3 separate regions of the Homo sapiens genome follow, and regions 1 and 3 are each linked to region 2. A link is a loop called in an ENCODE intact Hi-C map of the cell type or tissue named here. Cell type or tissue: gastrocnemius medialis. All regions are shown on one strand. Region 1 overlaps AUTS2 (activator of transcription and developmental regulator AUTS2). Region 2 overlaps AUTS2 (activator of transcription and developmental regulator AUTS2). Region 3 overlaps AUTS2 (activator of transcription and developmental regulator AUTS2).

Region 1 (2,500 bases), 88 kb after region 2:
AGATATTATTTTGAAAATTTAAAATAAATTTGAAGAGTTCTCTTCTACCAGTCTTAATTTCATGGAATAGTTTAAATATTATTTAATTCCATGGTCTAAACTATTGGCTCTTATTGTCTTTTTTTTTAATATTATGTATATAAAATTAGGAACTCATTTAAGAACAGCAAGAATTGATTTAATCTGTGAGATGCCAAATGGAGCTAATCCTGAAATACTTTCTATCTGTAGAGATTGATAGTTTACAAAGCACTTTCATACATATTATTTCAGTACTTTCCATAACTATTATCTGCATTTGACGGATGAAGAAATAAGGGTATAAGAGCTGAGGTGACTTGGCCAGGATCCTACCAGCCTTCACAGAGTTGGCACTGGAGCCTGGGCCTTCACAGCCTGCCTCTGAGACACTGTCCTGTTTCTAGCACTTAAGTTCCAGTGTCTATGGCAGCATGCAATAGGATTACAGGAGGACATCGTAGCCACAGATAACCCGGCCATGTTACCTGTTCATTTCAACCTCTGCGACTAGGCCCAGATTTCTCAGGACATTTCCTTCCCCATGAGCTGAATTTTAACATGCAAATGTCACTCACATCCTACAAGCTAAGGTGTATGGGTTTATGCTGGGACTAGGTCATATCTGTATTTTAAAAATCCCAGAACAACCCCAGCAGTGGTTTTAGAGATGAGGAAGAGAGGAGACAGAACAAGTTCTGCTGGTTACCCTGCTCTTGGACTTCTCAGGTGCTTCATTAATATCATCTCTGATGGCATTTTGATGCCATTTTTCTGATGGCATTTTGCAGCTTGCCTCAAGTGTCCCTTCTGGTTTTCTAATGTAGGACAAAGCCCAAGGATGAGTGGCTGCGGTTGCCAGTCAGCATTCTCTGCAGATGTCTTTGGTGTGTGTAGCTGGGGTTAACCCGCCGTCTTAATGTCTGCCTACTCGGTTTTGCATGCAAGGATACATTATACAAGAAAATTCCATCGAGATCATGTACAAGTAAAATCAGCTTATTTTTTCCGAAGAGGCAGGGGAGCTACTTCTTAGCAGAGTGAGCTGTAGAGTCTCTCTGGAATGCAAAACACAGACCTTTGTATTAGAAGTGAAATATTTAGATAGGGATCATTATGGAGCTCTTTTTATAGCAAGGCAGGCCTGAAAAACAGAGAGAGAGCTGGGAAAGGAAGCACAAAGGAGGTAATAATATCTGATTAGCTAAGCAGCTGGATAACTGAAGGAGAATTTGTTAAAAACCTATCAAGACATCAAAGCTAGATGTGAGTTGCTCTGTTAGCCCAGGCCACTTGTGGAGCCATCTCTGGAATATTACTGAGCATCTAATTTGCTGCTATTTTTTCCCCTAGCGTCACTCCTTCACTAAGGGATCTGAGCTGTAACCTGACCTGTAGCTGTCATCAGGGCTTTTTTTCCATCCCTGTCATGGCATGGGATCCCAGTATGGAGAAGCTTAGTTGGTATTCAAGTCATCCGCATCGTACTTGACCACGTGTGAACAAGTAACCTCATGTTTCTGGGGACAGGCAGGGAGAAACTTGAGAACTTGATCCCCTTGGGGGCCCTTGGAGGATTGCTTCCACCAAGCCCTGGGTTTTGCAAGTGACTCGTTTCCCAATCTATGGCACATCCAAGCCTCTTTGGTTTTCTTTTTCCCTGTTCACACGGATATATTTGAGGCACCATACTCTATCTGCCCAAGAAAGGAAGAGGGGCAAGGAAAACCGTGTAAGTCATGCTTGTTTAAATATTTTGGCTTCTGCCAAAGCAGATATGAGAACAATTGGACTATAATGAGAGTTTTCCATTGGCCTCAACTATCCTGGACAGTTGAACGCCAAGCCTAGTTTGATAGGTACCTACTATGGACCTGGTGGAGCTCCTTCTTAAAATTAGACAGTGTGTACTGGCCAGAATGTCTCAGCTTGCAGCCTGAGGATGATTATGCTGATCCTGGAGGCCCTGGGGAACTGTCTAGGGCACTAGGGGTGCCTGTGCTAACAGCAAAAGACCACTCCCCCCCAACACCACACTTGCACATGCCTCATGCACAGAGGAAGTAGGTGCCAGGTCTTTTCAGAGAAGAGCTTCAAAGCCCTGCTGCCACCTACGAGAGCCTTTGATCCATCTCTCGGCTGAATCCAGCCCCTCACGGGGCTGATCCGCTTTGAAACCAGAGCCAGCAGCCCCTCTACAACTCCCTCTGAGTTACCTCACACAGACAAGAGCACAGGCTTCTGGGGGGCTTCTTTTTATCTTCCCTAAATTGCGAGAGGTACTTCTTTCAGCGTTGTCCTATAGGATTCTTAAGAACTGCCGGGGAGATGTCTTAGGGCCAACACAAAGAATTGCAAACAACAGCCCAGTGTCTTGGAAACTTTCTCTACAGTTTAGTACGGATAAACCACATGCAGATAGAAAATAGGAAGAAAAGGAAATTCATGGTAAGCCTGCGTATTTTCTTATTTCGGGTGCGAG
Region 2 (2,500 bases):
CTTCTTCATGTTTTGACTCCTACATAGTTCAGAATAAGTCACTTTGGTCTTTTCTTTGCACATGTTCACTTTCTAATATAGTGTCTTCTTGGGGAGACTGTTTTATGGGGAATATGTGAGTTCATGTGTTAGCTGTGGAGCCAGCCTGCCTGAATTTGAATCCTGACTTTTCCTCTAACTGTGTGACCTTGAGCAGTTTCCTTAACCATTCTGTATCTCAGGTTTTAATCTGTAAAATAAGGATAACGGGAGTACCTAGCTCTTCAGATTGTGAGGATTGAATGGGATATACACATAAAGCTCTCAATGCCTGGTGTGTTAAAGTGTTCGCAGTTGTTACTTTTTTAAATGTTTTTACTACTTTTGAAATTTAGTGTTCAAGGTGAACTTTTTACAGAAGAGCCAGGGCAATTGGATGCACTTTGGGGGAAAAAAAAATCACTTGCCTCATCCCCATCTTCTCCATCGCAGTGAGGACTGTTCTCAAGTGGGCACACAGGACACCTGTCTCCTTCATCTGCAAGGCCCCAGTGGCTGTGCTGGGGTTTGAGGTCTCTCGTTCAGACCAGGTATGTGAGGGCTTGGTTATCATGCACTGCTCCTGAATCCACCATCTCCATGTCCACATCCTTGGCAGGGAGACCAGAGCCAACTGGGAACTCTGCCACCTGGAGAGACCTTTGAAACACTGTCGCCACCAGTGTTCCATTTGTGTGTTTGCAGAATGCCAAGTAAGCACATTCTTTTTCACCCTCTGACATGACCTCAGGGTTACTTTCTGTGGCTGTTGACAAATTTTTAGACATCCCAGTTTTATCAGCGGAAACCTTGAAGAGTGACAAATGGTTCTTGGAAGAGTTGGTACATACTATAAAAATGTCAGCTGGCTCATTTATAACCCAGTGATGTCCAGTGTCTGAGCCGTGCTATCAGCATGGTCTATAGATAACTCACCCTCACGATGCTCCGCTCTCCCCAAGTACTTTGTGCAGCTGTTCTGGTTGAAGACCCAGTTGACATCTATAATAGATATCAAATGGAGAGCCTCTTATTTTATCACTCTCTGTGTTTCAGCACTGGCGGTCCCCATGGACTGTCAGAAACAGGCAGCCAGCACGTTATGGGAAAGGTGACTTGCTGAGTCCCTGTGCCCTGAGGACATTATTAAGTGCTAGGGAACCTTGTTAGCTCATAAAGTTGGTTCAAACCAATTATTGTTCTGCGACCATTACCATTGCCAAGAATGTAACTCTTTTAAATTCTTGCCCATAAAGCCGATCTTTCCATTACATTATATCATAGAGCAAGACTTCTGATCTGGCCGCACTTGTATCCCACCGGCTGCAAAGACTAAACATTGCATTTGCTGCTCAATATTGGTTACCCTTCAGTGCTTCATGGAGGCAGCAAGACTGCTATTTATAGATTTACTTTCTGTCTCCCTAGTTCAGCACAGTCAGTTTTGACACACTGTCCCAGTAATCTGATCAGCCATGCTGCTTTTAAATGAAGGTCTAGGCCTTGGCCTCTGCAGAGAGGGTGACAGCTGTCAGATACAGATAGTAGGCTACAGATCCTGGCTGCTAAAACCCTCTCATTCATTCCTGTTACAGATCATTGACCACAGCTTGAAGCCATGCTTTACAGTTGGCCGATTAGTTGGCAAGAGATCTACATACTGTATTAGCAAGGTCAACCACTGAGATAAAGGCAAAAACGTAAACCCCTGCACTATTTTTAAACCAGTAGCCATTTGTTAAAGCTGGTTATTTTGGTACTTGTCTCCGTTCCCCTCTTTTTTTTTTCTCCCAAAACAAAACTCAAGAAACTTGTTAAAACTCTTCGGCAGCTAACGAAGATGCCTCAGATAATGAGATGGTTCAAACCTGAGAAGGAAAGATGAGGTCTTTCTCAGAAACTCATTTAGGAACCTCGGATAGGAAGCCGTGTTAGCTGTGCTTATACCTTGTTTTAATCAGAACGTGTCTGGAAATCTTAGTCCAGGGAGACCTGGATGAAAGTGCAGCCAGTTTGAGTGCTCTGGCCATGACAGTAGGTTAGGCAGGTCTGGCCTAGAAAGAGGTAAGTTATGATTCATACAAGTTTAAATCCTCGCTCACTCCTGAATGAGGTGGTTGGGCTTGGTTGTCAGCTCAGATGATTGGACCCATTTTGTAGGTGTTTCCTTCTCCAGAGTCCTTCCTTCCCCCAGCATCTTGTCTGTAGGTATTCTAAAGCCAGGCATTATTCAACACACTATATTGGACTTGTGTAAAGAGAACTTGCACCCTGGGAAACCTTGTGTTAAAGTGATTAATTGACTTCTTCATATTCAGTGAAGATCCTTGCTGTTTCAGAATCGACACAAACGACCAAACCTTCAATCTCATCTTTACTCAGAAAGGGGTCCACCTATAAGATTTTGAACTCTCCTTCACCATCTGACCAGCCTCCTCTCTGCTTTCACCTCTCCTATGCCTTCACTCCCACTGAACGTTCC
Region 3 (2,500 bases), 120 kb after region 2:
AAAGCACCCTGGAGGGCCAAGTGGTTTCAGCTGGTCAGCTAAGCTGCCATGCCATCGTGCTCTCAGTTTACCCTGTAGGGGATGGTGCAGGAGCTCAGGCAGTTTCTTCCCTGTAACACCGATTTTGCTAGAACAACAAGATAAGAAAACTGTTCCATTTTGATTGTTCCAAAAGAAACAACCTTTTAATGTCTTCTCTAGAACATTTCATGTCCACCTTTGAGCTATCCTGGTATTGTCTAAACAGCTTCAGAATGAATGCCGCCTCCCTGGAGGACCACAGCTGGGTATTGTGACATCTTGTAAGCAACTGGAAAATCCATCTCCAAACCTATACCTTCTGAGATGCCTTTTCTTTTGACTTCTCAGGAGGCAGTGGTAGAGAAAAATCACTGTTACCTATATTTTTAAAAAGACTTGTATAACACCACATTGTGCTACCAGTTTGGGGGAGGGGGTGATGAAGCTAGAGAGAGAAGGCTTCTTATTTCCAAACTTAGAGGCTAGAGGAGGGGGAAGTATGCCATACAGCAAGCACCCCCACCTTTTTTTTTTTTTTTTAACTTGAGAGGTTTTTCAAGAGTGCCATGAAATCAAATAGTGATAGACATGCAACTTCAAAGAGGCAAGGAGTGGCCATCATTACTTTAAACCAGTCTGCATGTCATTCATATGTGGTGTGCATCTCTCCCAACCCCTGTTCTCTTCCTCTCTTCCTCCAGCCACACTCCAGGTAACGGTGGCACTGGGAGGGGACTTAGAACTGAAGTTTTCCTCTCACCCCACCTTGGTGTGCCCACTGTACTCCACAACCCTACCGGTTGCAACCTAGGGCTTGCTTGCTCTTTTTCTTGTACTAGGAAAATTGCAGCAGCTTTTCCTCTGCACCAAGGAGGGACCTTGTCAAGCTGCAGGTGTGGAATTAAAACTCCAGATGTTTTCAGAGGGTTTCCTCGCCCGGGGTGCGTTCTGGTGGGAGTGGGTTGCTCAGGGGAATCTGCTGAGTGCCTCATTTCTGGCCATTCAGTCCCCCACACCCTCTGGGGGCACTGCACTGTGCTCTAGGGGATACAGACACGATACATGTTAGGATGATAGACGTAACTGCTGCCCATGTAGCGAGGCTTTGCCATTGCTTTCATTCTTTCCCTACATTCGGTGAATGCCAGGGGAAGCAACAGGCTCCACTTTTGTGGATGCAGGGTGTGCACGTGTCAGAGGGTGTGAGGAGCTGGGAGGAGAGGATTTCTAAGTGGCCAGTTCATGCTCTTAAGTTATTCATCAAACCGAGCACACTGCGGTCAGTCGGCTGTGGTGGGGAAGGAGGTTAGGTGAAGACCTTTGTGTCTGAGACCCAGACCGTGATCCCCGTCTCCATTTTCCACAATGCAATGATTATTTTGTATTGAGCGCCTACTATGTGCCAGGCCTTTTACATACATGACTTTACCACTGAGCCCTCACAACCGCCCAGAGAGCCTGCTCTTTGCAGATGTGACTGGCTTGGTGGCAATTCAACCCCAGGCTGCGGGCCTAGTGGCCTTTCCCTGCCATGGCGCAATCTTGGAAGCGGCAACTGCGGGGAGGGCGAGGAGCGGTGCAGTTTCCGCCGCGCCCGCCCGCAAGGAAGGCAGCCGGGGGGAGCCGAGGGCTCGAGCCGCGGGGGGAGCAACAGCTGTCGATGTCGCGCCTGGGGACCGCGCCTCCGCTGGGCCGACCCGGCGCCGGGGACGAGAGGAGGGGCGGCGAGGGGCGGGGCGCGCGGGGCGGGACGGAGGAGGGGCGGTGGCACCGGCGGCTCGGGCTCGGCGCGCCGAGGAAGTCCCGCTCCGAGAGCTGCGAGCGTCTGGAGGAGGCGCGCTCGGCGCAGTCGGGGAGCGAAGTCCGGAGCAAGGGGCCCCCGCGTAGCCGCCGCCCCCTCCTGCTACCGTCCAGCCAGGGAGCCCGCGGCGGCCGCCGATGGAGTTCACTTGAGCTGTGAACCGGCGGGAGAGGCAGGCGCCCGCAAGCCGAGCGCGGGCCGGAGCCCAGCCAGCCCCGGGCGCTCACCCGCCAGCCCGCAAGCTCCGGCCAGAGGCGCCGCCGCCCCGCGCCCCGCCGTTGCAGCGCCTCCTGGGCCGCGCGCCGGCGAGATCCGCACAAAATCCAGACTCCCGGAGCGGCTCCCTCCAGCACCGCGGCGGGCCCAGGACCAGGCAGCCCGCGGCGCGGCTGGAGAGGCGGGACCGGCTGTCGGGGAGCCCCGGGCGGCCGCCGGGGAGAAGCCGCCGCGCGCCCTCCTCCTCCTCCTCCCTCTCCCTCCTCCCTCCCTCCGCACATGGTCTCCTTTGTCCTGTCGCCGCCGCCGCCGCCTCGCTCTTAGCTCCGCGCGCCGCGGCGGCGGCTCAGGCCGCTCTTCTCCGCCTCGCCCTCCCGCCGGCCGGCCCGGGACGCGCCTTGTTAGCCCCCGCCGCGCCAGCGCGGCCCCGCGCGCCGCAGGAGCGGCGGGGAGACAGTGGCG

Evidence for each region. Hi-C counts contacts between places; a loop is a spot of excess contacts. Peaks named below come from ENCODE experiments on the same cell type or tissue, not always from the same donor. Only the 100,000 strongest peaks of a DNase experiment are listed, where the experiment ranks them.
Region 1: a loop joins it to region 2, with 11 times the contacts of the local background. A loop is called at or near these places in 4 of 110 quality-filtered maps.
Region 3: it touches region 2 in a loop (4-fold over the local background); 4 of 110 quality-filtered maps call a loop at or near these places.

What each region holds. Positions count from the first base shown.
Region 1 is chr7:70,656,292-70,658,791 of GRCh38, forward strand. The region is part of intron 5 of AUTS2 (activator of transcription and developmental regulator AUTS2); the gene reads left to right. Among named protein-coding and RNA genes, the nearest start is that of GALNT17, 470 kb to the right of the region's middle. In gastrocnemius medialis, no CTCF peak of the experiment used is centred here; DNase peaks (open chromatin) are centred at 1,510 and 2,069; H3K27ac peaks cover 1,358 bases.
Region 2 is chr7:70,568,108-70,570,607 of GRCh38, forward strand. The region is part of intron 5 of AUTS2 (activator of transcription and developmental regulator AUTS2); the gene reads left to right. It overlaps LOC124901669 (a long non-coding RNA gene), which reads left to right. Exons shown (of 2, transcript XR_007060376.1): 1 at 1-2,500. Among named protein-coding and RNA genes, the nearest start is that of GALNT17, 560 kb to the right of the region's middle. In gastrocnemius medialis, no CTCF peak of the experiment used is centred here; DNase peaks (open chromatin) are centred at 644 and 1,494; H3K4me3 peaks cover 482 bases; H3K27ac peaks cover 1,408 bases.
Region 3 is chr7:70,692,219-70,694,718 of GRCh38, forward strand. The region is part of intron 5 of AUTS2 (activator of transcription and developmental regulator AUTS2); the gene reads left to right. Among named protein-coding and RNA genes, the nearest start is that of GALNT17, 440 kb to the right of the region's middle. RefSeq lists silencers at 1,468-1,517, 1,608-1,967, 1,978-2,317, 2,418-2,500. In gastrocnemius medialis, a CTCF peak has its summit at 1,558; a DNase peak (open chromatin) is centred at 1,633; H3K4me3 peaks cover 1,384 bases; H3K27ac peaks cover 1,163 bases.